Regions from separate parts of the Homo sapiens genome. Here all the other regions are linked to region 6. The links are chromatin loops, found by intact Hi-C in ENCODE. Cell type or tissue: endothelial cell of umbilical vein. All regions are shown on one strand. Region 1 overlaps LOC105375080 (a long non-coding RNA gene). Region 2 overlaps CYP39A1 (cytochrome P450 family 39 subfamily A member 1). Region 3 has its middle 40 kb from the start of ENPP4. Region 4 overlaps ADGRF5 (adhesion G protein-coupled receptor F5). Region 5 has its middle 12 kb from the start of MEP1A. Region 6 has its middle 51 kb from the start of ADGRF1. Region 7 has its middle 54 kb from the start of ADGRF5-AS1.

Region 1 (4,000 bases), 56 kb before region 6:
TACTAATGAAGGTGAGTTGCTCTGCTTTCTAGCCTGAGCTTTCTATTTTAGGAATTTAAAGGGTAAGAGATTGAAGACAAAGGTGTTCACAGTGGCTGCTACTGCAATTCAAAATGGTCTAGCATTGTACAGATTGTCGTCGGGCCTCAGGGAAATTGCTCAGCCCTCCACAGCTCCCATGGCCTATCTCAGCACAATGAGGGGGTCCACATTTCCAAGTTCAAGACCTTTCATAACTACGTCACCTTCTATTTATCAGAGTCTTCCTCTCAGGACCACTAAACTATTTTTGGATCTGAAGCACAGTATACAAAACATAGCTACATATCAACAATTACACGATTATTCCAGACCCATCGCCCTTGGTTTTGCCTCATCTGACCTGGAATATTAAGGGAGGGAAAACCACATCTATTTTTAGTTTCTTCCGGAATTCCTCAAATTGTTCACTTTTCCATTTTGTTGAAAGCCATTAAGATCTAGACTTTGTGTTTTACCCAGCAGTGTGTGCACATACTTACGGCACATCTTTGTCTGGGACTCTTCATTTGAACCTTCTGGGCTCTCACTAAATATGGGCAATCTTATGAGTGACCTCTTGCCCCTGAGTCACCCGAATCCACTAATGTCTCTCTCTCTCTCTCAAAAACAAACATACACACACATGCATGCACACTCCTATGCCACATACACACTCACACTTCTATACATAAAATTAGAGAGCAGCCAGCACACATAATTCTGGACCATGGAGATATCTAGCAGAGTTGACACTTGGACCAGATCTTTTATTGACTTTCCCCTCCATTATTTTCAGCAATAATCCTTATTTGCTTGACTAATTCTTTTGATTTAAAGCAATTGACTGAAAAAGAAAACATTTTACTTTATGCTACTACTAAAATTCAGTGAAATGTTTAAGTGTGAACTCAAATTTGTATGTGCCAAATAATAATAGTATGCCTTGAAGTTTGCACTCTTCACTGTTTTAAATTTTAAACAAAAATAAAAACTCTATAAGGTCCCATATAATGACAGAATTGAAGCTACATATGTTCAGTTTCTTTACAAACACCATGCTAACATTGTGTGTTTTTAATCTACTGTTCAAATGCAGGGATGTGTCATTCTGCAGAGGCTGGAGAGACTTCAGGCAAACTCAACAGTCCCAAACCCTTAGAAACTTACTCTTGGAACAAACATATGTAGCTGAGTTCCTCTGTGTCAGGAGCTGCTATATAAATGAGAGTTTTCTGAATTACCTTCTCTGTAGAACACTATTTATTAAAAGGTAATAAATAAAAGTACATTAATTAGCAGCTTATATTACTGAAACTCACCAGTAATAGTAGCAATTGTTTAGAACTTAGACCTTCAATAGATTTTTTAGGAAAAATACTTAATCACTGATGTTGTTTGGGATCACCACCATATGGTGATAGTTCTTTTTTTTTTTTTTTTTTTTTTTGAGACGGAGTCTTGCTCTGTTGCCCAGGCTGGAATGCAGTAGTGTGATCTTGGCTCACTGCAACCTCCGCCTCCCGGGTTCAAGCCATTCTCCTGCCTCAGCCTCCTGAGTAGCTGGGACTACAGGCGTGTGCCACAAGGCCCGGCTAATTTTTTGTATCTTTAGTAGAGACAGGGTTTCACTGTGTTAGCCAGGATGGTCTCGATCTCCTGACCTCGTGATCCACCCGCCTCGGCCTCCCAAAGTGCTGAGATTACAGACGTGAGCCACTGAGCCCAGCCGATAATCCTTAAAAATGATTTAGTCAGTTTTATTGTTGATTTCAAATTCTCTACGAACAATGCACCACCTTGTTGCCTGCACTTGAGGGAAACCCCCACCACTCCACCCTGGTGTCACGGATTCCAGAGTGTCTCTTGTGGGCTCTTCATGCAAGCACAGGAGACCTTCATTCAGAGGTTCCCCATTTTCTCTTCATTAGCCTAATTTATCTCAGAGCAGTACTTTTAGGGGTACAGACCCAAGGAGGGTAGAGGAAGAATTTGCCACTATCAAATAAAAGTGGAGAGAGAGCTCATATTAAAGGAAGGCCACGTGAATCCGATTCACTAAGGCATTTCCCAGCTTCTCAAGGGGAAGCTAATGTTGCCTTTCTCCTTTTCCCCAAGTCCCTCTCCTGCTCCTGAATTCAACTCCATCTGGAAACATCTCCCTGACCCAGAGGAAGGAAGGGCTGCACAGATGTCTGTCAGTGCAGTTCCAAGCCTCCAGGGTCACCTGAAAAAAACAAGTGTGTTGTGTAATGCTGACCTGGAGTGAGAAGGAAAACAAGCTTTGACTCCACTTGACCCTGAAGGAAGGAAGCAGGAAGCCTTGTAGGGGGACGGGGTGAAGGCGTCCTCCGGAATGAGGTGTCCTATTACCGCCTGACCCTCTCCCTAATCAGGAATGCGGAATGAATGGCTCCAGCCCAGAAAGCAGAGCAACTGCAGCAGTTTCCACACCTATCTCAAAATTAGAAAACTTGCCTTGCATCGGAAACAATCCTTATGGCTCCTACTGTTTACACCACCCTAGGCACAGTGTGTCGGGTCCTGCTCAATCTTCACAACACTGCATTCTCTCCTCACCCCCATTTTACAGATGAGGAAAATCAGTCTCAGAGAGGTTGAGTTGGTCAGGATGGAATCCAGAGCTGCCCCATGCCCAAGGCCTTCCTCCCTGGGATGGGGGCTGGCTGGGGCTTGAACACTCCCGTGCCTGTATCACCTGTAGATTCTAGAGCATTAAACTTCAGACTTTGTGGTTTCGCTGTTGGTCATATGGTGCTGAGGTCCTTACTGTATCTTCTCTATCTTTTCTTCCAGATCTGCCTGCCAAACCTGCCTTCCTCGAAATATCCCTTCATGTGAAAGCATTATGAGAAAGGGTAAATCTAATTGTATACTATAATAGTGGCAGTAGGTGAGTTTACGTCACACACGCTAGGAAACTGCTTTAATCTTTCGACATCTCTCTCTTTCCAAATCATGCACGCATTCATTCCATCATCAAACATTTATTGAAAATCTACACACCAGACACTGTTCTAGGCCCTGGGGATAAGAAGTAATGAAAACAACTGTCCCCTAGGAGTCTGCACTCTAGTTGAGGGAGGTGCTGGCTAGCCTCTGTTTACCCTCCAGGTCCATCTTTGCCCTTTTCTGTGCCCCAGGAGGCTAGCCCCGCACTCTACTGTGCCTTGTCCTCTGGGAGGGTGATGGAAGGTAGGGAGAGTGGGAGATCCCAGCGGGAGGTTGTAGTATGGAAGCACTGGAGAGCTAGGCATTTTCTCCCCGCCAACTCCTTCCAGGCTGCAGTTTTGGCAGTGGTTGTGTTCCTGCCCTCTAGCCACAGATCCTGGGGGATCCCCCTCTCCCATAGCCACAGATCTTGGCAGGTTCCTCTGACACCTCTCTTACCTCCCCACCCTTCTTGACCCTTTTTACTTAATGAGAGGCAACCCATGGCTGCTCAATGCTGTCGGTTCTATGTTGACTTAACTGTTCTTACCTCTTCTGTTACCCTTTGAGAATGTCACTTCTTTTCTGCCAGGACCTTGACTGATACAGAAATACAGAAAATAAACAAACAAATGAGTTATATGTCTGATGAGCAAAAATGCTATGAAGAACATGAAGCAAGGTACAGGCAATAAGGAGTGTGTGTGTGTGTGTGTGTGTGTGTGTGTGAGTGTGTGTGTGTTGATGGGGTGGCATCAAGCCCCTCTTTCTCCCATGTCACTGAAATTCCCCTTATGACACTTACCTCATGTTTTCCCAGCCCCTCACTGCCTCAGATTTCATGCCATTGGGTTTTCTACTAAATCTTTTATTTTCTTATTTTAGTAAGCAGAGCAGTTCAGGTCAATTGTGGCTCCTACCTTAAAATGTGTACCTCAGTCCTCCCAACCATTCGTCACCATTCTAGTTGCAAGGCAACACAGTGGTCCCTGATTATCTGAGGGGGATACATTCCAAGACCCCCAGTGGA
Region 2 (4,000 bases), 360 kb before region 6:
CCAAGACATTAGAAGAACAAACAGGTGTATATATATTTAAGTAAGGAAATTAGGCAAATCACAATCTCTATAGCACTGATTTCATCATTTGGAAAATGAAGGAGTTGCACAAAAATATGCTTGACAGTAATTAAACTCTAGGATTCTACCTGATCAATTTATATCCTGATATATAACAAATTATGTTGAATTTTGGATTATGTTGAATTTTTATAAAATTATAGGTATTTAGCTTTGCCAATAATGTGTGACAAACATGCATTATTAGCTGTGTCTTCCTATATAATAAGGTTTAGTACCTGCTTTGCCAAACACAGAAGATATGCCTTCCATAATGGCCTTGTGGATATCAGGATGAGAAAGGACGTATGCAAGTGTCCAAAATGCAACCTTAAAAAGAAAAACATATATCAAAAATATGAACTTCTTTGAAGGTGAACAAAAGCATATTTAGTATTAGCCATACATATATTTTTTAAAAAGGATGATGTTTAAATTAACCTTAAGAGCACATTAGTAGAAAGCATATTTTGAAAACAACTAGATATTATTAATAAGAGATATGTAATATATCTCCAAGAAGCCAGATTTAAATTTTTATTTTGTCACTATAATTTAACTATATAATTTAAATAGATTAAACATCTATCTTCACTAAAAATGAGAAAAGTTGTTATTTTTACTAATGAGTAACACAAAATATTATATAGGCATATATTAAATTTTCAGAAGCAACTAGTTATGACACTTAAGAATATTAATCCAAAACAAAAACATTTCTTAAGATTTAATTTCCTTAGAATACAAGTGAATTAGCACATTTTATATTCTGCAACTGAAACACAGTAGTTTTAAATAAGCCCAGGAAAATGCAGCAGGAAACCATCCCGTAAACTAAATTATGAGAGTACTCAATGTCAAAAACAAAGTCCTTTTTTTTGGCTTTTTTTGGCTCTGAATTAGTAAATAAAAGAAAAAAAATTTTTGAGTCCTTTCACACTTGAATGCTATTGAATATAGTATATTTGCACATTTTCTCTCTTGGCCACTCAAACTTATTTCATATCTTTCCTCGTTGTGGTATTACAAGATAAAATCATACTGCTTTACATCTTAAAAATTAACTTCCTCCTCAGGTAAATAGTTTTGCTTCTATTCTTAGGTTACGTAATAAAGAAAACCTGTATAAAATCATCCAAAGAAGTGTGGGTTTCACTTTCATTTTTTTCTAAATACATTTATTATGAAAGAGATTTCATCTAGGAGAATTGGTCCTGAAATGATTCATGCAATATTTTGACTAAATTTAGTCTGTCTCTTTTGTGAGGTAACATTATGTACCTTTAAATAATACCAATACTCCCCTCTGTGGTCAAAAGAGGAAGAGCAATTGTCCGAAAAGAAGTGCTCAAATAAGCCAAATTCAATACTGTTCATTATTTTTCCCTTTCTAACTTTAAATTGATAGTGCAAGGATAAATATGGTACTGTTTACATAAACGATGTGAATAGGGGAACCAAGGGTCCTCAATTTAGAGGCTTTCTTTCAGGAGTGTTATCCAGATTAAGAAAGATTTATCCTAGAGATTTTCTAGTTCATTTTTACAGATGATGAAACAGATGCTCAGAGAACTATCTTGTCCTGTCTCTACTCAGGCCCCCTTTCTACTATTAACTACAGATAAAAGTGCTAAATTACTGAATTCAATTAATAACTACTCCATACTCACTTCATCTTACTTGAAGAGTCAGAGTTCATGTTGGGGAAAAAAATAGTGATAAGACATAATGTATTAGTCTGTTTTCACACTTCTTTATAAAGAATTCCCTGAGACTGGGTAATTTATAAACAAAAGAGGTTCAACTGACTCACAGTTCTGCATGGGTGGGGAGGCCTCAGGAAACTTACAATCATGGCAGAAGGCAAATGGGAAGCAAGGCACATCTTACACGGTGGCAGAAGAAGGGGGTGGGGAAAATGGCCAAACACTTTTAAAGCATCAGATATTATGAGAACTCACTCACTATCACAAGGACAGCCTGGGGAAAACTGTCCCCATTATCCAATCACCTCCCACCAGGTCCCTCCCTTTACATGTGGGGATTACAATTCAAGATGAGATGCGGGTGGGTACACAGAGCCAAGCCATATTACTTAGATTTTCAGTTACGCAAAACGGATGTTCATAGTTGTATGTGCCTAAATATAGCTTTAGAGATTCAATAAAATTGGATACTACTTTTTAAATGACAAACATAAGCAATTTAGCTAAACTACAAATGGCTGTTACTTTTATTTATTTATTTTTTTTTTTTTTGAGACAGAGTCTCGCTCTGTTGCCTAGGCTGGAGTGCAGTGGCGCAATCTCGGCTCACTGCAAGCTCCGCCTCCTGGGTTCACACCATTCTTCTGCCTCAGCCTTCCGAGTAGCTGGGACTACAAACACCTGCCACCACGCATGGCTAATTTTTTGTATTTTTAGTAGAGACAGGGTTTCACCGTGTTAGCTAGGATGATCTCGATCTCCTGACCTTGTGATCCGCCCGCCTCAGCCTCCCGAAGTGCTGGTATTACAGGCGTGAGCCACTTTTTTTTAATGTCTCCTTTTTCCTTAACAGATTACAGTTTTTAAAATTTTTTCTATTTTTAAAAAAGCCAAAGTATTTTTAAAAGATAAAAAGGCATATAAAATAGTTAATAAAAGTTTATATGTATTACTACATCAATAAGCAAGAATAAGTGACTTTGAGGTCTTTGTGCACCCACATTTGGGAAAGGGGTTGAAAACTGCTCCCAACAGTACCAATTAGTATTTTGTAAAACAGTTCAAGTCCAAGGTCAGAGATGGGCAAGAAGAAGAAGGGCCACTCAGCTCACTGAACTGCAGAAGCAGCCACCATAATGTCATTCCATTGTTTTGGAGAGGTAAGAACAAATGAGAGAAAGGGCAAGGAGGAAAACTCTGTATCTTTGCTGTGTCAAAGAGAAGATGAATTGAGTGTGTTCTTTGGTACTGATTTATCTATTCAAAAAGAGATTTTGATGGAGTCTTCATACCATGCCAGAGAGTCTTCTACCGATCATGGTAAACACAAATATGTTGGGAGATAATTCCTGTCCAAAGTATTTTCACATTTAGTTGGGCATATGAATACATATTGGAGAAAAATGAACGAAATGTACAAGACAGTGAGAGAGCAAACACATGTTACAAAAAATAAATACTGTGGGAGTTGAGAGTGGGATGGGGTAGCAATTGCTACTGAAAGTATTTAGAAAGAATGTAAGAGATGCAGCAGATAAAAAAGGTAAAATGTCAGCTTTGTGATTGGTTTGGAGAAATCTTCTAAAAAAATCATTTGGCAGTCAGAAATTTCTTGGAACTTAGAAATGGTTTTCCCATAAAAATAATTTCATAAATTATAGTTAATATCTTGGGCCACAATGGAGCCTCCTAGTGACCCAGTGCCTAACCCATCTGAAGCCTGAGCTCTGAGTCCTATGGGCCTTGAGGCAGAGTACAAAGTAGGAGAGAGGAGATATAGATATACTCTGGGCTCCAGGAAAAGACAGGCCCCACCACCTACACCTCTGGTAGGGCTTCTGGTATTCTCAGCAGCAATAAAGGTCACTAAAGCAGAATAGCAGTGGATATTCCCACTCTGGGGCCTTTGAGCCATCAAATATTTGGAAGCCTATGTTCAGTATTAACGGGCCATTGAAAATAATGATTGACTGAAACTAGGGAGATAATTTTTGTAAGGGAAGAAAACTAGCATTTATTGAAGACCTATGCTGAACCAGGTGCTATTAGCCACAATCTATTTCTTACCAAAATAATCCTTACAACAACCCTTTAAGGTAGGTATAGCATTAATCCCATTTTACAGATAAGGGCACTGAGGCTTGGGCAGGTTAAACAATTGGCCCACTGTTACCCAGTGCTGGCAATTGGCTTTGGATCTGACTCTAAAGCCTCTCCAGGATCTCTGCCTGCTC
Region 3 (4,000 bases), 900 kb before region 6:
GGATTTTATCATTTAGGGATTTTCTTCTCCAAAGACATCTGGGAAGTTTGGTCTTATATTATAAAACCAAAGCAAACTCTATCAGCGTACTCTCTCGCTCTCTTTCTGTGTGTGTGTGTGTGTGTGTGTGTGTGTGTGTGACACTGTATAATATATACTTCTCAATATAGTATATATTATAAAAATTGTTACTCTGAACCATCCAGGAAAGATAAAGAAAGTACTTAAGGCTTTGGAAATACCACTTGACTCCTATAATTTCACTGGTATGGGGACACATGCCCCAAATTATCTGTCCCTTCATACTTCAGTTTTATAGTACTCCACAAGAAACACACATTTAGCTTGAAATATATACACAGCTGTCATTTTGAATTTCTTGGATTCCTGTGTAGTGTCAAAGATGTATGTATTTTATATCAAGAAGATTTCTTTCTGATTATGAAGATAGTTTATGTTTACTATAGAAAAAGATAAGAAAAATAATCTGCATTTCCACTACCCAAAGATAATTATGTTAACATTCTCTAACTCCTTTTCTACCCATAAGTATCTATATTTTTAAAATTGAAATCATGTACATTTTTATTCTTTTTTAAAAAGAAAGAAGACATTATATAATGTGTATACATTAAATTTAAGCATTTATACAAGACCAGCAAATATTTTCAAATGGTAAATACTCAAATACTAGCTAATCTCATTTGTTGATTTAGAAGATTCAAAGATATCTTTCTTTATTTTTGAGCCAAATGACTTTTTAAAAGGCAGAGGATTTTGCTTGAACAAGTGATCGTCCCAACAAATCAGGTAATAAATAAGAACATCTTCTCTCATTCTTGTCCCTATGCACTTCCCAGGCTGTGATATGGTGACTTTACAAAGCACAAAGGGTAATTAATGCTTGCAGCAGGGAAGGGCTCACTTAATGTTTTGCATGGTGCCTTAAGATTTTGTCTAATTTTCCTTTAAATTTACCTATTAATAGATACTGTACTCAATTGATCTATGCATATTTAAATTCTATTTTGGTGTTGGTTTACATTTGGGTAAGGAGTGGGTAGAAGTAGGGGACAAAGAAGGCAAATTACAGAATTGTGGCACTAGAAAAAGCAACCATCAAGGTTTTAGTGAAGTATTTATTGTTTAACAGAAGTCATGAAGATGAAGGGAGAATGAACTGCATATTGTTTTAGCAAAATGCAACATGGAGTAAGAAAAACTTTGGTGCCAAACAGATCTCAGTGTAAATGCTGCCTCTACTGCTTGCTTATGCAGGTGACCTTGGGCACAATCATCTAAATTTTCCCAGTCTTCATTTTCTTATTTGTAAAAATGAAGGTAACATGCTTCAGGAGGTTAAGGAACATTCTAGAACCCTATGCAATAATGTTTGTGGCCAGACGATTTCAGGAGGGTCCATGAACTCTCAGAAATGTTAACTATCACTGTGATTCATTCCACTTTCCCTGCCTGGATACTCACACCTCGCATGCCCATGTGGGAGGGGTAGAATTTGCTATCGGGTGACACAAATCCTTTTCTTTATTGTGGGTAGAAAGATTAAATGACATACAATATGTAAAATCTTGAAGCCTGGCAGATTACACAGGTGTGTTCAGTGACTGTTTCCTCCCCTTCTCCCACAACTAAGCCACATCAACTTTCTTATGAGTTCACAATGAAGATTCTGGAGGGGAAAAAATAATGTACGGGTAACATGAGTAATTTCAACATGTGAGCATATTAATGGAACTTAGTTCTGCTTTGTATTCCATTTATTATTATACATTTTGGGACATATTTTCTTTTAACGACGCTGATAGTTACTCTAAATCTTGATGATTACATTTTGCAGTAATTGCCACCTTCAAAAGACATTAACAGACAGTATTTTTCGTGATTTGCACAGGAATGCAGTAAGCCAGGCTGCTTTCTGCTGTTTGTAATAAGATTAGGGTGCATGTCCCCCAACAGCTGACACTAAACTTCTAGCACTAAAATTTGCTTCCATTACTTAAAAACGACAACAAAAAACGAAATATATGCTCTATAAAAAAGTAGGTCTGTAGAGTTAGAAAAATACCAGATGTCTATAATTGAAGCTGATGGCAGATAATACAATAAAAATGAACACGTTTTATATCAAAGGTAAAAACTTGAAATATCCAAGAAGGGATCAGGTGTGAAATCACCTTCAGGATTTGAAAACTCTGAATGTTTTTCTGCATGTATAATCCACCAGGTGGCACTGTTGCCTGCTTTCGGCTCCGACCCCAACGCCTCCTCCAGAGCTGAGTTTGTTTAGGTCTAGGTCAGAGCTAGTTCATAGATTCGTCAACTTGATGGGTTTTTTTTTTTTTTCCACTTCCCAATTATTTTGCTTTGAAGATAAAATGCCTCAAATTCTAAACTTATGTTAAAAATATTTGATCTATGTGTCACTTTAGTTTGGAGCTCAATTCGCCTTTTACTTATTTTTTACAGTTCATTTAACAACCCACATTTAATTTTTAAAAAATGTTTAGATTGACAAGTAAAAATTGTATATACTTATGATGCACAACACGATGCCTTAATATGTGTATACATTGTGGAATAGTCAAATCAAGCCACTTAACATACGTATTAACTCACATACTTATTTTTTGCCTGTGCAATGAGAACACTTAAAATCTATTCTTTTAGAAATTTTCAAATATACAATGCATTAAATTAAGTTTAACCTAAAGCTGACTTCTTACATGTTTTAGGTTCAGCCTAAAGGTTTCTCTGTACATAGTGAAATGTAACCTAATGTGGTGTGTAAACAGACTGTAACCTACTCTTGCAACAATCAGCAAGTTTTGGCCAAAGATGGGCAACTCTTCAAACTTGTGATCAAATAAGGCAAACAACAAGCTGTTATCAATCCAGCTGTTTAGGTACCTCACCTCCATTTTCTGGAGGTCACTTTCCTTTTTCTGTCTGTAAATCCTCTCCAACCACATGGCAGCGCGAAGTTGCTCTGAACCTATTCTGGTTGGGGATGCTGCCTGATTCACACATCTTCTTTGAGCGATTAAGCTCTACTGAATTTAATTTGTTTAAGGTATTTTAACACATGTATTGTAGTACTAGATGGGTACAATATGTCTCTTGAACTTATCCCTCCTGTCTAACTCAAATTTTGCATCTTTGACCAACATCTCCCAAGTCCCCTAACCCACCAACCTCTTGCCACCACCATGTTACTCTCAGTTTCTATGAGTTTCACTGTTTTACACTCCACATATAAGTGAGATCATGTGGTAGTATTTGTTTTTCTGTCCTGGCTTATTTCACTTAACATAATGTCCTCCAGTTTCATCCATGTGGTTGCAAATGACAGGATTTCCTTTTTTTTAAAGGCTAAACAGGGCTTAGCATGGTGGCTCATGCCTGTAATCCCAGCACTTTGGGAGTCTAAGGCAGGAGGATTACCTGAGCTCAGTTGAAGACCACCCTGGGCAACAGGGAAAGACCCCATCTCTGCAAAGATTAAAAAATAAAAATTAACTGGATATGGCAGTGCATGCCTGTGGTCCCAGCTACTTGGGAGGTTGAGGAGGGAGGATTGCTTGAGCCCAGGAGGTCGAGGCTGCAGTGAGCCATGTTCATACCAAAAAATGCCAAATATAATTCCATTGTGTATATATGTCACATTTTCTTTATCCATTCATCTGTTGTTGGACAGAGGTTAATTCCATATCTTAGGTATTGTGAATAATGCCTCAATAAGCATGAGAGTGCAGATATATTTTTGACATACTGATTTTATATCCTTTAGATATATAGCCAGTAGAGGAATTACTGGACCTTATGGTAGTTCTATTTTTAATATTTTTAGGAACCTCCATACTGTTCTCAATATGGCTGTACTAATTGACATTCCTACCAACAGTGGGCAAGCGTCCCCTTTTCTCCTCATCCTCACCAACACTTGTTATCTTTCCTCTTTTTGATGATAGCCATTCTAGCC
Region 4 (4,000 bases), 77 kb before region 6:
GCCAGGATGGGGAGGACTTGTCATTGCAACAACAGGATTAGGTAAGATTGATTAGGGAGGCAATAGAGAGTAGAGAAGGAGGCCTAGGAACAAGTCCTACAGAATTCCAACAATCAAAGGTCCAGTTAAGAAACATGACAAAGCCAAGATGATTGGAAATTGTGAAGTCCTAATTAGGGAAAAAGAATCAGGCTGGCAGGAACAGGGGACAGCAAAAATAAAAAGCAGATAAGCTATAAGTCTGCCTTTCTTCATGGTCCAGAACACATAGCCCTCCTGTGCAAATAACTCACAATCTTCCTGTGCCCAAGTTATGACCAGACCCTTCGCTGATTAAAAAAAATGCAAGTTAGCTCACTGCAACCTTGGCATTATCAGTACTGCACAAAGCCCTCTTCAGCACACAATAGAAGCAACATTCTATAAAATCCCCAGCAAGACTGTGTCTTGTTACAGTCAGCCCCTTTTTGCTGGCCTGTCCATTGCATCCTTGCAACATATTTTCATACTTTTTCTAATAAATTTGCCTTTCTTTACCTACGACTGTCTTGATAAATTCTTCTTAGTACTCCCACCACCAGCTCTAAATAGTGGCTAATCGCCTGAGACAGGAATGAAACCAGAGAGGCAGGAACAGGAGGGAAACAAGGCTAGTGGAGTCAAGGAAACCGGGGAAAGTCAAGTTTTAAGAAGAAGGGGGCTGGGCCAGGTGTCTCACGCCTTTAATCCCAGCACTTTGGAAGGCCAAGGGGGGCGGATCACCAGATGTCTGGAGTATGAGACCAGCCTTGCCTAACATAGTGAAACCCTGTCTCTACTAAAAATACAAAAATCAGCCAGGCATTGTGGTGGACACCTGTAATCTCAGCTACTCGGGAGGCTGAGGCAGGAGAATTGCTTCAACCCAGGAGGTGGAGATTGCAGTGAACCAAGATCACGCCATTGCACTCCAGCCTGGGCAACAAAAGCAAAACTCCACCTCAAAAAAAAAAAAGAAGAAGAAGAAGGGGGTGGTCAACTATGTCCAGTGGTGCCAAGAAGTCCATTAAGGAGGAGACTGATATTGCTCATTGGACTTGGAGACATGGTATGCTCTCAGCAAAGGAAATCCCATTGGGATGGTTGGATAGAAACTGTACTGGGAAGAGTTATAGAGTGTTTGGGGAGTGAGGACTTGGAGATGGTGAGTACATGAAACTCACGAAATTTGTTTGTAAATTGAAGTAGAAGGTGAAGGTTCTTCCCACATGTAAGCTGCTTAGCTTTCACGTCCACGCAGTAGGTGATGTTATACGCATAGCTTTCTCTTTAAGAAAGGAACTAACTGTATTAGTACAAAATCAAGGGAAATCATACCTCTTACTAAACCTTGGCCTGCATCTGGCTAACTAGACACACTATTGTGACCTTTGAAAACAGCCAACGGCATATACCCTAATGTCTCCCAAACCTTGTGTTCTGGGATACAGACTACGATCAGGCAGCCCTTTTGCAAACATATACTTATCAAAATAGAGACTAAATGAGCCTGAAAATAGATGAGCACATACAAGCATTCTACTACTAAAGAATAGAGTTACTTTTAATGGTGGATGATAGATGGCAATGCCAACTTTCAGGAGGACTATCATTGCAAATTTTACTATGATTATTACTCTGCTCATCTCCATGAGATACAGAGTTGCAATAAGGATAGAATGCCATCAGCAACCTACTCCCTGAACTGTAGAAGTACAGATTAAAAAACCCTTAAGTGTAACTTTAAGAGCCTGCCTTCATAAATCTGTATTTTCAGCTGCAGAGGTGGTAAGACTTATCTTTGCTGACCTTATTTGATTAGATGATTCATCTCCTGCACAAGCAAAAATATAAGCTAAATATTTATTTAACACAAACATGGGACACAATAACAATTAAAGAACTGCCTTGAAGACATTTTTTTTCCTATTTAATTTTCCATTGCCTTGAAATCAGGCCCTGCAGCAGCATTGTGTCAGGGCAGTTCAGTACTATCAGATTACAGGGGAACATTTGTTTGTACACAATAGGATCAAGTTTTCCAAAACACACTGCACATGTGGGCGGCGTTGATAACCTTTTATCCCTCTTTTCTTGTTGTTAAGTCACTGTGGGTCTTAGGCTTTAAGCAAAAGATTGCCATCTATGTGAAAACATTGAGTTCCTAACTGCTCTTATCTAGTCCGTCTTGCATTAATTCACCATGTGGAGGGGTTTCCCTAAGCCATGGCAAAACAATGCCCAGGGGTGCATTCCAATTGCAGACGGAGGGAAGCCCTGTGGAATGGGTCAGGTTTTTGTTGTTTGTTTTTATTTTTTTTGTTTGTTTGTTTTTTTTGAGACGGAATCTCACTGAGACACCCTGGCTGGAGTGCAATGGCATGATCTTGGCTCACTGCAACCTCTGACTCTGGGGTTCAAGCGATTCTCCTGCCTCAGCCTCCCAAGTAGCTGAGACTACAGGAACATGCCACCATGCCCGGCTGATTTTTGTATTTTTAGTAGAGATGGGGTTTCACCATATTGGCCAGGCTGGTCTTGAACTCCTGACCTCAAGTGATCCGCCCATCTCGGCCTCCCAAAGTGCTGGGATTATAGACGTGAGCCACTGCACCCGGCCCAGTTTGTTCTATACTCAAATGTTATGTGAGAAAACTTGGCAAAGCTCATTTTACATTAGGTTGTTCTCAAGCTTCACAGTTCTGTGGTTCTACCATGTGTTAGGTAAGCTCCAAAATAATACTTGACTATTTTAATAATAATAATAATAATAATAATAATGGACCAATCAGAACAATCTCTGTCCACTGTGCAGGAGCAGGGCCTGGGGGTCTCCTGCTGGGCTAGACCTTAGCAGTGTCATTGCTGGATTGTAGGGAAGTCTGTGTAGGATCCCAGGAAAGGGACTGGATGACTAAAGAAGAGGTGGGGAGGCACTCCAGGGGCTGGAGGAAGCAGTTATTTGCAATGTGGCTTAAAATATTCCAACATTACAGTAATTGGCAGGGCCACCTTAGCCTTCTGCACTTCCTCCCTTTATGGCCCCCATCCATTCCATCTCTCTGAGAAATGGCTTTGCTGTCCTTAGCCAATGACTTCTCTTCTAAATCTTCATTTCCTTCTTCAGGGATTTTGTTAGATTTTAACCATATAATGTGTGTGCTATTCAGAATGAAAAAAAAAATATTACTTTATCCCCCCACCCCCAACCCCAAGAAATACAGTACCCTGAAAAGTCCTTGCTAGTTCAAGATTTCCTTACTCTGGACAGTTTGACTTTAGTCCTCACCTCATTATGAAAAGTATTCTGTAGAGGCAAACCCACAACATTTGCCCCAGTCCTCACTCTCCCTGGCTTGCGGTGGGTACCTGCTCCATTTGTGCATGGCCTCCTCCTCTGCAGCGCTCCCTTTCCCTTTCCCTTTCCTGGTTCTCAAGGCTCCCGAGCTTATGCCTTTTCTCCTTCTATGCTCCCATCCTCATCATCCTGCAGCTGCCTCACTGTGCGCCCTGCCAAATACCTCTCCTGGGTCTACAGCTCTTCTCTCTTGACACCTTCTTATAGTAAGCTCATCCACTTCCATAGTTTTAATTGTCAGTTTATGTGAGAATTCCCAGAACTGTATTTCCAGCCTCTGACCTTTATGGCATATTGCCTCTTTTCTTGTCCCCAAAGATATCTCTTTCCTCTGCATGCCTATTTCCTCTCTTTGCTACATATTAGGCATGGCTTTTCAACTATACTCTTTCCACTTGAGTGTAAATTCAGATCATCGAAAACTGAACTTGTCTCCTGTCCCACTGCTCTCTCCTAACCCATCCCTTCCCAGATGTGCCAACTGCTGGCTTCATTGTTTCCTAGGCTCACAGCTTCACAGGTGTCCTTGGACACAAGAAGTGGTGCAGGAGCAGAAGCAGCAATTCGACCGGGTACTAAGTCCTGTTACCTGCTGCTGATGTGCTCAGAGCCCCTCATCGGTTT
Region 5 (4,000 bases), 210 kb before region 6:
ATATATGTATATATGTATATATGCGTATATATATGTATATATGCGTATATATGTATATATGTATATATATGTATGTGTATATATGTATATATGTGTGTATATATATGTATATATGTATATATCCCATGGAATACTACTCAGCCATAAAAAGGAACAAAGTAATGGCACTCACATCAACTTGGATGGAATTGGAGACCATTATTCTAAGTGTAATAACTCAGGAATGGAAAACCAAACATCAAATGTTCTCAGTAATAAGTGGGAGCTAAGTTATGAGGACACAAAGGCATACGAATGATATAATGGGCCAGGCGCGGTGGCTCATGCCTGTAATCCCAGCACTTTGGGAGGCCAAGGCGGGAGAATCACGAGGTCAGGAGATCAAGACCATCCTGGCCAACATGGTGAAACCCTGTCTCTACTAAAAATACAAAAATTAGCTGGGCGTGGTGATGCGTGCCTATAGTCCCAGCTACTCGGGAGGCTGAGGCAGGAGAATCGCTTGAACCTCGGAGGCAGAGGTTGCAGTGAGCCGAGATGGCGCCCCTGCACTCCAGCCTGGAGACAGAGCGAGATTTCATCAAAAAAAAAAAAAAAAAAAGATATAATAGACTCTAGGAGGAAGGATGGGAGGGGGTGAGGGATAAAACACTACACGTTGGGTTCAGTGTACACTGCTTGCATGATGGGTGCACTGAAATCTCAGAAATCACTGCTAGAGAACTTATCCATATAACAAAATACCACCTGTTCCCCAAAAACTATTGAAATAATAAAAATAATAATAGTAAATGAAAATAAAATAGATTAGAAAAAAAAGTTGAAGAGATGGAAGCTCAGAAACATTAACTTTCTCAAAGTCACTCAAACCCATACTGAAAGAGAAACGTATACTCTTCCTACTAACTTTATAACCTCATATATAGATGTCATTTCTCACATCTTTTGATGCCCTGGCTAGCCTCCTGGGTGGCTGCTTTGCCTTTTATGTGATGTTTTGAGTCCTTCTCAAAGGACTCAAATGCAAGTTTGAGTTTCCAGTGAGGCTGGAAGCTGCTGTCTTGTGTTTGTTGTCCTGACCTAATGTCTTCCTGCCTGCAGGGTCCCTTTGACTATCAGTTTGTTCCTCCTTCCTCATCCCCTACCAATCTCCCAACTTCATTCATTTCCCTTCCTTTATTCCCATCAACTTTGCCCCACTCCCTTCACCATCACCATCCTCTCCATCATCAGACTCCATTATAATTTGCCTAAAGTTTATAAATGTGGACCCTTGAATCAAATTTTCTCAATGGGTAGCAGAATCTTTCCTCGAAACTGCTTATTTGCTCTCCAGAGTGCTTTATTGTTTTTGTGAAGAATTCTACCCCAAATTATTTTTTATTGAAAATGTCTGACTCAGTGGCTTTATTTTGATAAAGCCACCATGTAGCATAAAAAGTTTGATGCTGTTGAGTGCAGACATGCTATTTACATGGTTATCTTTCATCTATTTGATAGGAATTTCAAGTAGAGACATTTCAAGATGAAAAACTGAAACTTTTATAATTTTGTTTTAACTTTTCCCGCTATAAATATGTAATGATGATTAAGATAATTAAGACAAAACCTGAGTCCTGATTTTTAGCAATAAACTCGTGCCTAAAAACAATAGCCTATATTTAGATAATGTTTCAAATCATTTTCATGTACTTTAAATCAACCTCCATAAAACCCTCTGAGGTAGACCATTCAGATGTAATTAGGAAGCATGCCTATTAAGTAGGAAGTTAAGAAAATGAAGGTTCTCTAGAAAGTCTAATAGAACCCCAAGTATGTCTTCATATAAATTTGACGTCTTTCATCATTTCAATATCATTGAAAAATCACCAGTTCACCCCATTTGTAGAGATACTCTTTAAAAACTTAAATAAATTTAACTAACAATTATCTTTTGAAATATTTAAGCAAGTTATATTTACTATTTAAATAGGTTACAAGTTTAAACTGCTGTTTAAATTGCCCTCGGGGATTTCCCTAAAATTTGAAGCCTATGGATATAATATCCAATTTGCCAGAAAGTGGGCGCCCTCTTGTGGAACACTTAATACCAAAGAGGAGCAGACTTGCATCAAAAAGGATTAAACAGTCTAAGCACAGCAGCATTCATTCACCAATGTATGCACTGAACCCTTAGAAATAAATTAGAAAAGCAAATAATATCTTAGTAGATAAGTTTACTCAAGACAACCGAGAGCCTTAGAATTTGAGAACTACATCACCAAGGTGTAACATCATTTGACGGATAAAGCAAACACATTTCAAAGAAATTAAGTGACTTATCCTCAAATTATAAAACATCAACAATCTGAGATCCTGCTAAGAATGTAAGATCTTTCATGAGAATAGCATTAACACGGTGAGTGTGCATAAAAGATCCTGAAGAGATATGCCTCAAGAGAAATATATAGTATGGCAAATATTTCAATAATACCTTTTAAAATACTTTTAAAATTAATTTTTAATTTTAATTTAATAAATTTAATTAAAATTAATTTAATAAATTTAATTAAAATTAATTTAATAAATTTAATTAAAATTAATTTAATAAATTTTAATTTATTTTTATTAAAATTAATTTAATAAATTTTAATTTAATAAATTTAATTAATTTTAAAAATTAATACTTTTAATAATACCTTATGGTTCTTCATCCCTTAGACATTCTTGAATAAGAGTCATTGGTGGAGGAGGCTAATGATAAGGCTGATGCCCTGATGGAAGGGGGGTGATGATGCTGACCTTGACCTACGATGAGGTGTGGGTATCAGGAAGACCGTAAACAGATGGTTTAGAGAGTTTTGATGAGGGTGAATCCACAGAACCTGCTGAAACTGGTTGCCGTGAAAGGAAGAGGCAAGAATGGCTCCAAAATTTCTGATTTGGAGCAACTAAGTGGATGGCAATTGACGTAGGAAATATGAGAGCAAGAACAGGCTTGAATGAATAAATTGTAGCCAAAAAAGTTATTAGCTTGTTGTCTACATTTTCTTTAGGAGGAGTGGGTCACATAATCTGAAACCTTGCATGTATTGGAAGTGGAGGATATGTGAGAGTGTATCTGCAAGAATATTTAACTGACAGCAAAGGAATTAGAGAAAGTTCTTGCCTGGTTGGCTTGCACGTGTTGATAAGACTCGAAAAAACAAAAACAGAAACAAAAAAAAATCAAGGGTATAATGGAGGCTTTATTCTTCTCTGTCATTTTTTTGTCAGTAAACCTTCAAAATACCCCAATTTTAAGATGTAATTATAATAGAATTAAGTAGCTCTAAATTATATAATAATTGCATTTAGTTTTAATTATGATTACTTTTTTATTTTAGCCTTCTTGCTTGACATTTTTTTTGCAACATAATTGCAATGATGGGCAACTGGGTAGGCCTGGTTGTTCTCCTTATTTACTGTCTAGATTATTAGACAAAGGTAATATTCTGAAAATATTACCTTTGTAATGTACAGGTGAGCTATACATTTGGGGAGGGGACTATATGTCAGATTCCTTGGTTTAAAATATTATTCTTTTTGGGAGGTTTCAGAATTTCAGAGAAAAGTTCCAGAAAGAGAGTAAACCTTGGAACATTGGGCACAGATTCTTTAATGGTGGAATTTCAGGAATGGAGGCAGATAATAATGAACATGTCTTAGGACCTAGAACAGTTGACTAGAGTGTCTCAAATCACACCTGAAAGGTAGTCAGTCACCAACTTTTTTCCTTCTTGTAGAGTCAAGAAGATAAAGCAGATAGACCACGGGCTGTGGCCTCAGACAGAGGTGAGTTCAAAAACTGTCAGATCCTTACTGTATGACCTGCTGTATATTGTTAGCCTTCCTCACTTGAAGTTTTCTCATCTATAATGTAGATGATGATAATATCCATGTTGTATTAGACTTCTCAGACTGCCATAACAACATATGACAGGCTGAGTGGCTGAAACATCAGAAATTGTATTTTCTTACA
Region 6 (4,000 bases):
GAAACCTTATCCACAAATCCAATGTGTCCCTTGGCAGCACATCACACTGAGGAACTCCTTTGCTCTGGTTTCGAACATCAGGTCAGAATTCCAAAGGGGCGTTGCCTCCCATTTGGTTGGCATAATGTAGCTGTTGGCAATGTTTTATCTACAATTTCTACCCAGCAAGATAAAGTCTTGCCAAACCCATTTGGGCTGCTATTCTTCAGTGATAAATTTCTCTTCTCCCAGCGTGATACTCATGAAGAGACCCAGAATTATAGAAAGTCAGAGATAGAAGAGACCTTTAAGCTTATCAGATGAATGTGGATCTGTGGTTTTACAGATGGGAAACTGAAATACAAGGAGACAACAGGAAGAAGCTAGACCCCAAGTCTCCCAAAGACTCCCTGTCCCACAGAAAAATCTCCCCATTCCCCCACAGGAGCCAATCAAGGAAATACAACTGGGCACATTTGGTTAAGATCAAGCCAGGTGAAATGTGGACCCCCTATGGGAGAATTCATGGTAATCAGTGAACTAGGGGGACTCTTCCCCATCACCTCTTTTAGTTCTTTTCTCCAGTCTCACCCCTCCTCCACTTTGCCCAGGTTAGCAGGAGACTCTCAGATAAAGGATATGGAAAAATTACCTCATGGCGTGGTGTTAAGAATGTTATTCTGTTAAAAGACAGCCCCAGTGTACAATTTCTCTCCAAAAGGGATACACATCTATGGATAAAATATAATCTGTTGCTGCTTCCTGAGGTGAGGTCAGTGGGGAGGCTTTCCGAACAAGGGAGGGGAGCTTGCTAAGGTGAGCCCACGCCACAGTGGTGAAGGCTGAGGAGTTAACTGCAAAGCAGCCCTGAGCGTTCCAGGCCAATCCCTGGGGACCTCGCAAATCTCTGTACTGCATTCAAGTCACTGTTTTATGTTTGTTTGTTTTATTTTGTTCCCTCCACCCTAAGACCTTGGGTACAAAGTGGAATCTGTAAACAGTTTTATGTAATTCATCCACGGAAGTGGGGCTCTAGGCTGACAAACCTATATAAAATTTTCCAGACTATTCCTTCCCAAAGTAAGAAATGAATCCAAAAAGCACAGAATATTTCTAATCTATTTTTCAAACCACATATTTGAATTAACTCTGTTTTGCCCAAGGTATCCAAGGTATAACCCATTGATACGACTCAAATAATAATAATAATAAACAAAAACACTGTTTTTCTAGCAGATAAAAATTCCGTGACACCCATGGCTACTTCCCGCTTTGCTTAAAGCAGTCTTCAGTGTTTACCAGCACACTTGGGCATAAATCCAGGAAACAGAGGCATTGTTTGCCATCAGGAAACAGAGCTATTACAGTTACAGATCCCTAATCTCCTTTATTATACAAACCAAAGCAGCAACAATGCAGATTGCCCTTAATTAGAGTGGTGAGATTAAAACGCCTTTTGCACCCTCAAATTCAAGAGTGAATTTCAGGTGTATTTAAGGTTTAAGGAAGTTGTCCAGGATTTATTTCTTGGTCTGGACTGCCCCCTGAAGTTTGATAAGGGTAAGTACAGTATAGGCCTACTGCCTTCTTATAAAATGCAGATTGTCTTTCCACAGAAGAACCACTTGAGGTTGTCGCAAGATGGCTAGGTATTGACAGAATGTATCTCAAAATAATAAGAGCTATTTATGACAAACCCACAGCCAATATCATACTGAATGGGCAAAAACTGGAAGCATTCCCTTTGAAAACCGGCACAAGACAAGGATGCCCTCTCTCACCCCTCCTATTCAACGTAGTATTGGAAATTCTGGCCAGGGCAATCAGGCAAGAGAAAAAAGTAAAATGTATTCAATTAGGAAAAGAGGAAGTCAAATTGTCCCTGTTTGCAGATGACATGATTGTATATTTAGAAAACCCCATCGTCTCAGCCAAAAATCTCCTTAAGCTGATAAGCAACTTCAGCAAAATCTCAGGATACAAAATCAATGTGCAAAAATCACAAGCATTCCTATACACCATTAACAGAAAACAGAGAGCCAAATCACGAGTGAACTCCCATTCACAATTGCTGCAAAGAGAATAAAATACCTAGGAATCCAACTTACAAGGGACGTGAAGGACCTCTTCAAGGAGAACTACAAACCACTGCTCAATGAAATAAAAGAGGACACAAACAACTGGAAGAGCATTCCATGCTAATGGATAGGAAGAATGAATATCGTGAAAATGGCCATACTGCCCAAGGTAATTTATAGATTCAATGCCATCCCCATCAAGCTACCAATGACTTTCTTCACAGAATTGGAAAAAACTTCTTTAAAGTTCATGTGGAACCAAAATGAGCCCACATTGCCGAGACAATCCTAAACAAAAAGAACAAAGCTGGAGGAATCATGCTACCTGACTTCAAACTGTACTACAAGGCTACAGTAACCAAAACAGCATGGTACTGGTACCAAAACAGATATATAGACCAATGGAACAGAACAGAGCCCTCAGAAATAACACCACACATCTACAACCATCTGATCTTTGACAAACCTGACAAAAACAAGCAATGGAGAAAGGATTCCCTATTTAATAAATGGTGCTGGGAAAACTGGCTAGCCATATGTGGAAAGTTGAAACTGGATCCCTTCCTTACACCTTATACAAAAATTAATTCAAGATGGATTAAAGACTTAAATGTTAGACCTAAAACCATAAAAACCCTAGAAGAAAACCTAGGCAATACCACTCAGGACATAGACATGGGCAAGGACTTCATGACTAAAACACCAAAAGCAATGGCAACAAAAGCCAAAATACACAAATGGGATCTAATTAAACTAAAGAGCTTCTGCACAGCAAAAGAAACTACCATCAGAGTGAACAGGCAGAATGGGAGAAAATTTTTGCAATCTACCCATCAGACAAAGGGCTAATATCCAGAATCTACAAATAACTCAAACAAATTTACAAGAAAAAACCAAACAACCTCATCCGTAAGTGGGCAAAGGATATGAACAGACACTTCTCAAAGGAAGACATTTATGCAGCCAACAGACACATGAAATCATCATCATTGGTCATCAGAGAAATGCAAATCAAAACCACAATGAGATACCATCTCACGCCAGTTAGAATGGCAATTATTAAAAAGTCAGGAAACAACAGATGCTGGAGAGGATGTGGAGAAATAGGAATGCTTTTATACTGTTGGTGGGAGTGTAAATTAGTTCAACCATTATGGAAGAGAGTGTGGCGATTCCTCAAGGATCTAGAACTAGAAATACCATTTGACCCAGCGATCCCATTACTGAGTATATACCCAAAGGTTTATAAATCATGCTACTATAAAGACACAAGCACGCTTATGTTTATTGCGGCACTATTCGCAATAGCAAAGACTTGGAATGAACCCAAATGTCTATCAATGATAGACTGGATTAAGACAATGTGGCACATATACACCATGGAATACTATGCAGCCACAAAAAAGGATGAATTCATGTCCTTTGCAGGGACGTGGATGAAGCTGGAAACCATCATTCTCAGCAAACTATCACAAGGACAGAAAACCAAACACTGCATGTTCTCACTCGTAGGTGGGAATTGAACAATGAGAACTGGGACATAGGGCGGGAACATCACACACTGGGGCCTGTCGGGGGGTGGGGGGTTGTGGGAGGGATAGCATTAGGAGAAATACCTAATGTGGATGAAGGGTTGATGGGTGAAGCAAACCAACATGGCACATGTATACATATGTAACAAACCTGCACGTCGTGCACATGTACCCTAGAACTTAAAGTATAATTTAAAAAAAAAGAACCACTTGGAAAGAAACAGAATGGGACTTTTACCAACATTTGCATTAGTCTGATAAACACTGAACTACAGAGTGACCCTCTGTCAGCCCCTTCATTTGTTCTGGAAGCGTAAGAGAAATGGAGAAAATTAATCTTTCTAAAATAATTCTTTACAGATCTGGAAGAGCTTATTCAATAGAGGGCTATGCAAAGTCTAAACATGAGTT
Region 7 (4,000 bases), 140 kb before region 6:
AAAGCAGCACAGCAGGAATTCTTTGATGTTTCATCAGAGACTTAAAAAGGAAGCAGGCACACTCTGAAGTTTGCCCAGAACATTGGTCTTTATGTCCTGGGCTGCCCCAAGGTAGAATTATAAAGTGAGATGAAGCTGGGAGATGCCTTAACTCCTCCACCCTCTCTGTCACCATTGTTCTCCCCTCTCATTTTGTGCATTTGAAACTTTTCCTGCTATGGAAGCCTACTTTTAAGCAAGTAACTGGCATCAGGTTGCATAGAGAAGCAACATAAGGAGGTGGATACATGCCCATGTTCTAGGTCAGACACTGCACTTAGATCCTGGTTCTACTGGTCCTCAGCTGTGTGACTGTGGACAAGTTATTTACCTCTCTGTGCTTAGTTTTTTCGTCTAAAAATGCAAAGAAAAAGAATATTTAGTTACTTTTGGTTTGCTGTAGAGTTTAAATGAAATTATACACATAAAAATCTTAGAACAGGACCAGGTACACAGCAAGGGCTCAAAAACTGTTGGTTAACATAGTTATATAGTTACCAGCCATTTTCATTCGAGGGTAAATTTAAGTTACTGTGTTTCACCCAGAAGTATATTTGCATACCTTTTCTCTCCTTGAGATTAACCTGAGATTAACCTTCTTAACCTTATCTGTCCTTGAGATTTCTGTTTTTGTAAAAGGAATGTCCAACATGAGGGAGAAGGTGTGAGAGCTATTCCGAGGGGATAGGAGCAACAGGCCAAGGTGCGTGACATCCCCCCAAACTGGGAAGCTGTCTGCCTTATTACTTAAGGCCATTTCAGCTTGTCCCTCTACTCCAAGGACCTGGGTCTTCTCGGATCACACGTTAGCAATGTGTGCTCAGAGGCTAGGGTAGGAACTTGTCATCCAGCCTCAGCTGCTGGCTGGTCTGTCAGATTGCCCTGGGATAGCTGCAGATTCATCTGCAGATTCATCATGGATTGAAAATGAAAATCCAGGCCAGCAGTGGCTTTGAATGGATGAATTAGGAAAGGGAATAGGGCCACCTATGTTAATCCTTTTGCAGCTGCCTTGATAGAAAAAGTATTAGGTTCCCATGAAACATGGAAGGCACCCATTTTTCTTCCTCAAACGACCTTCCAGCAACCTATCTGGAATGGGTGAACCAGATCATTTCTGGGGCTTTCAGTTTTGTTGTTAGTGCCATAAATGAGATTCAGTCAGTGAGGGGGGACAGAGAAAGGAAGGAGCTATCCCAGCGAGTATGCCTCAGAAATGTATGCCTGCCTGTGGATGTGCAATGCACACTTGTAAACCGAACAGTCTCTGAGACAGGTCTCAATCAACTTAGAAGTTTATTTTGCCAAGGTTAAGAACACGACTGGAAGAAAGGAACACAGAATCACAGAGACAGTCTGTGGTCCGTTTTTCTGCAAAGATATTTTGAGGGCTTCAGTATTTAAAGGGGAAAAGTGGAGGCGAAGAGGGAGGGTATGGTCACAATGCATAATCCATGCATTGCAGGAGAAAAGGAGCAGGTAGGGGAATAGTCAGTGATGTATTCATCTCAGTAAATCGGCACTTTACATAAAAGGTGAACCTAGCGTAGCTATCTGTGGAGATATCTGGCCTTTCATCTGTTAGCTATTCGCTTAGCAACAGAAGGAAAAGGCTGTTTCTTGCATGACTTAGCTTCCATCTTAATTTTTTCCTTTTTGCATAGTGAATTGGGGGCCTGAAATTTCCTTTGCCTTTCACACACTGAAACTACATGACTGGGATTTCCCTCCCTCCACAGTCCTACGTTGCTTTCTGACTACCCTTTCCCCTGCAAGGATCATAATATAAAAGTGTTAGGAGGCGGGAGTGAAAGAGATTTTTTTCATTCCTGGTTTCTGTTATCCACTATGCCTTGACCTTCGCTCTGTCCATATGATCAAATTACTTCCTGAACCTAGACCGTTGGGCGCGTCATCCGCGGGACTGACTGCCTCCCGCCGGCTTCCTGAGGCCGGACCGCAGCGGGGACGCCTCCTCTCAGGCCCAGCAGGGGGCGCGCGAGCCTCAGGAGACGCCAGCGGTGGTTGCGGAGCTGCGGTGCTGGAGGCCAGCTGTCACTCCAACCCAGCTGGAGATTCCTGTCGGGAATGCTTGGCATAGGACAACTGTGAGGGAGCCCCTGGGGCATGGGAAAACCCTCACAGTTCCAGAAAAAAACAGAAAACGGGTGCACAGTTTTTCTCGGTTAATCAAAGTCAAATTCCTCTTCCCACAACTGCTGGGGTGCCGGCTGGCTGGCAGGATGGAAGACCCAGGATGGTAAAAATCAAAATCCGAAAAAGGCAGGGCCCAAAGTCATTCCTAGGTTTTGCGGTTTAATGTCATCGGAAGTGGGCCGTGACAGCAATCTGCCCACCACTTGCCCAGTCAGGTCCTCTTGCCTTTCATGCTGAGAATAAAGCCATTTTTTTCCCCCCAGGCTTCTGGGTTTGTTGTGTTTGGGCTTCAATAGTCACCGGCATCCTTCACTTGGCTCTGCATGAGAGAATAAAAACCCTGCAGTGGGAACAGGCTCATGTATCTCCTAACCATGCCCCATGTGTGCAGAGGGACCTGTCATGGACACTGGTGGCCTTTCAACTTCATTTCAAAGTTTACAGGTAAAAGGGGAAAAATGGGTGTGTATAAAATCATTTAAGAATAGACAGGACGGCTGTGTCTGAATCGTAGGACACCACGACCAAGGCCCCCACGCCCACCGCTAACACATAGAGATGATATTTGGAGATAAGAACTGGTCTGGCACAGAGCGGGCTTCGGGAGTTGGCCCATCTCCCCTCTTTTCTTCTTCTGTCCACTCCACATTCACTAACAGTGGGAAACTTGGTTTCCGTCTAGAATGTGCTAGAGGATAAATAGAGCCCTCACATCCTTTATATTCATCTATAGGACATGAGGGCTCTATTTTCAGCTGTCAATGAAAATTTTGAGTCATCCTCACACAAATGTTGGAACAGGCATCTGTTTATTTGCTAGACATTTGGTTCTGAAAACTTTACTTCAAGGACCCTTGTTTAAACCTTCTATAACATGCTGGATCTTTGCACACGGCTTGGGAGTGTGGATGAGGTGAGGGAAACCATCAGCCCTGACAGCCAGTTGAGTTCAGCGGCGAGCTGCCGGCCTCCCCCATGCCTGGAAGATAGAAAGGATCGTTCGCTGTTTGGAGAGTGGAGGGGCATTCTGGGTGACATGCAGAAGCCTGAGCAGCAGCAGCACCACATTGCAAGAAGGCAGACAATTACTACAAAGACAGCTCACGGGATCTCATTAGATATTTCCTTGTTATGGAATGGAAAGGAAGCATAGCTGCGTGCTGGCATACATGATGTGATTTTAAATCCCAAGTCATAATTTTAGAAACCAACAGAACCTAATATTAAAGCTAAACTACCGTCCTCTTGAAATGATGAGACACCATTCCCGTTGCCCTTTTAAAAACACAATCAAAAGGTATGTTCCCTGTAAGTTCCACCTTCATTTTGAACACTTGAAGAATCAGGCTTTTACTGGCCTGGGTCACTGGGTTTTCTCTTTGGGATGAGGACTTATTTGACTTCACCATCACATGGCACAAAATAAATGCATTCCGCCTACCTGGCATTTCTAGGACCACCTATTTCTTTTTGTCTTCAAATGATTGTGACTTCCTGCTTCATTCACCTCAATAACTCACCCACACCTCCTTTCTATATTTGCTAATTGCTGTAATCTTTCTCATCTCCATGTAACTTTTTTTTTTTTTTCTGAAGCATTCCAACATGGGTCTCTTTGAAATTTTCTGTACAAACCACAAAAGGCCGTGACTTCCCACAGTCTTTCTTAATTTCTGGCCTTAGCAACCTACATCCTGAAAACCCCACAGACATTTATTTAACCATTTCCCCATGCAAACAATAAGAAATGGGGGAGGAGGATGGCAGACATCTGGCTTACTCAGGAGATGATGTGTTAGTCTGG

What was found. A loop is a pair of places that touch in the nucleus more often than their neighbours do. Peaks named below come from ENCODE experiments on the same cell type or tissue, not always from the same donor. Only the 100,000 strongest peaks of a DNase experiment are listed, where the experiment ranks them.
Region 1: a loop joins it to region 6, with 5 times the contacts of the local background. A loop is called at or near these places in 7 of 110 quality-filtered maps.
Region 2: it touches region 6 in a loop (9-fold over the local background); 6 of 110 quality-filtered maps call a loop at or near these places.
Region 3: a loop joins it to region 6, with 23 times the contacts of the local background. A loop is called at or near these places in 7 of 110 quality-filtered maps.
Region 4: a loop joins it to region 6, with 6 times the contacts of the local background. A loop is called at or near these places in 9 of 110 quality-filtered maps.
Region 5: it touches region 6 in a loop (16-fold over the local background); 7 of 110 quality-filtered maps call a loop at or near these places.
Region 7: a loop joins it to region 6, with 16 times the contacts of the local background. A loop is called at or near these places in 72 of 110 quality-filtered maps.

What each region holds. Positions count from the first base shown.
Region 1 is chr6:46,933,554-46,937,553 of GRCh38, forward strand. It overlaps LOC105375080 (a long non-coding RNA gene), which reads left to right. Exons shown (of 3, transcript XR_001744147.2): 2 at 1-11; 3 at 2,836-3,612. It also overlaps a transcript of ADGRF5 not described here. Among named protein-coding and RNA genes, the nearest start is that of ADGRF5, 14 kb to the left of the region's middle. In endothelial cell of umbilical vein, no CTCF peak of the experiment used is centred here; a DNase peak (open chromatin) is centred at 2,258; H3K27ac peaks cover 1,099 bases.
Region 2 is chr6:46,625,119-46,629,118 of GRCh38, forward strand. It overlaps CYP39A1 (cytochrome P450 family 39 subfamily A member 1), which reads right to left. Exons shown (of 12, transcript NM_016593.5): 7 at 300-390. Among named protein-coding and RNA genes, the nearest start is that of CYP39A1, 26 kb to the right of the region's middle. In endothelial cell of umbilical vein, no CTCF peak of the experiment used is centred here; no DNase peak of the experiment used is centred here.
Region 3 is chr6:46,088,056-46,092,055 of GRCh38, forward strand. It overlaps a transcript of CLIC5 not described here. Among named protein-coding and RNA genes, the nearest start is that of ENPP4, 40 kb to the right of the region's middle. In endothelial cell of umbilical vein, a CTCF peak has its summit at 2,243 (motif pointing right); a DNase peak (open chromatin) is centred at 2,296; H3K27me3 peaks cover 514 bases.
Region 4 is chr6:46,912,518-46,916,517 of GRCh38, forward strand. The region is part of intron 1 of ADGRF5 (adhesion G protein-coupled receptor F5); the gene reads right to left. Among named protein-coding and RNA genes, the nearest start is that of ADGRF5, 7.4 kb to the right of the region's middle. In endothelial cell of umbilical vein, no CTCF peak of the experiment used is centred here; a DNase peak (open chromatin) is centred at 2,064; H3K27ac peaks cover 812 bases.
Region 5 is chr6:46,779,582-46,783,581 of GRCh38, forward strand. No RefSeq gene overlaps it. Among named protein-coding and RNA genes, the nearest start is that of MEP1A, 12 kb to the right of the region's middle. In endothelial cell of umbilical vein, a CTCF peak has its summit at 2,077 (motif pointing left); a DNase peak (open chromatin) is centred at 2,080.
Region 6 is chr6:46,989,590-46,993,589 of GRCh38, forward strand. No RefSeq gene overlaps it. Among named protein-coding and RNA genes, the nearest start is that of ADGRF1, 51 kb to the right of the region's middle. In endothelial cell of umbilical vein, a CTCF peak has its summit at 1,525; a DNase peak (open chromatin) is centred at 1,382; H3K27ac peaks cover 1,687 bases.
Region 7 is chr6:46,847,093-46,851,092 of GRCh38, forward strand. No RefSeq gene overlaps it. Among named protein-coding and RNA genes, the nearest start is that of ADGRF5-AS1, 54 kb to the right of the region's middle. RefSeq lists an enhancer at 1-313. In endothelial cell of umbilical vein, a CTCF peak has its summit at 2,017 (motif pointing right); DNase peaks (open chromatin) are centred at 2,029 and 3,959; H3K27ac peaks cover 697 bases.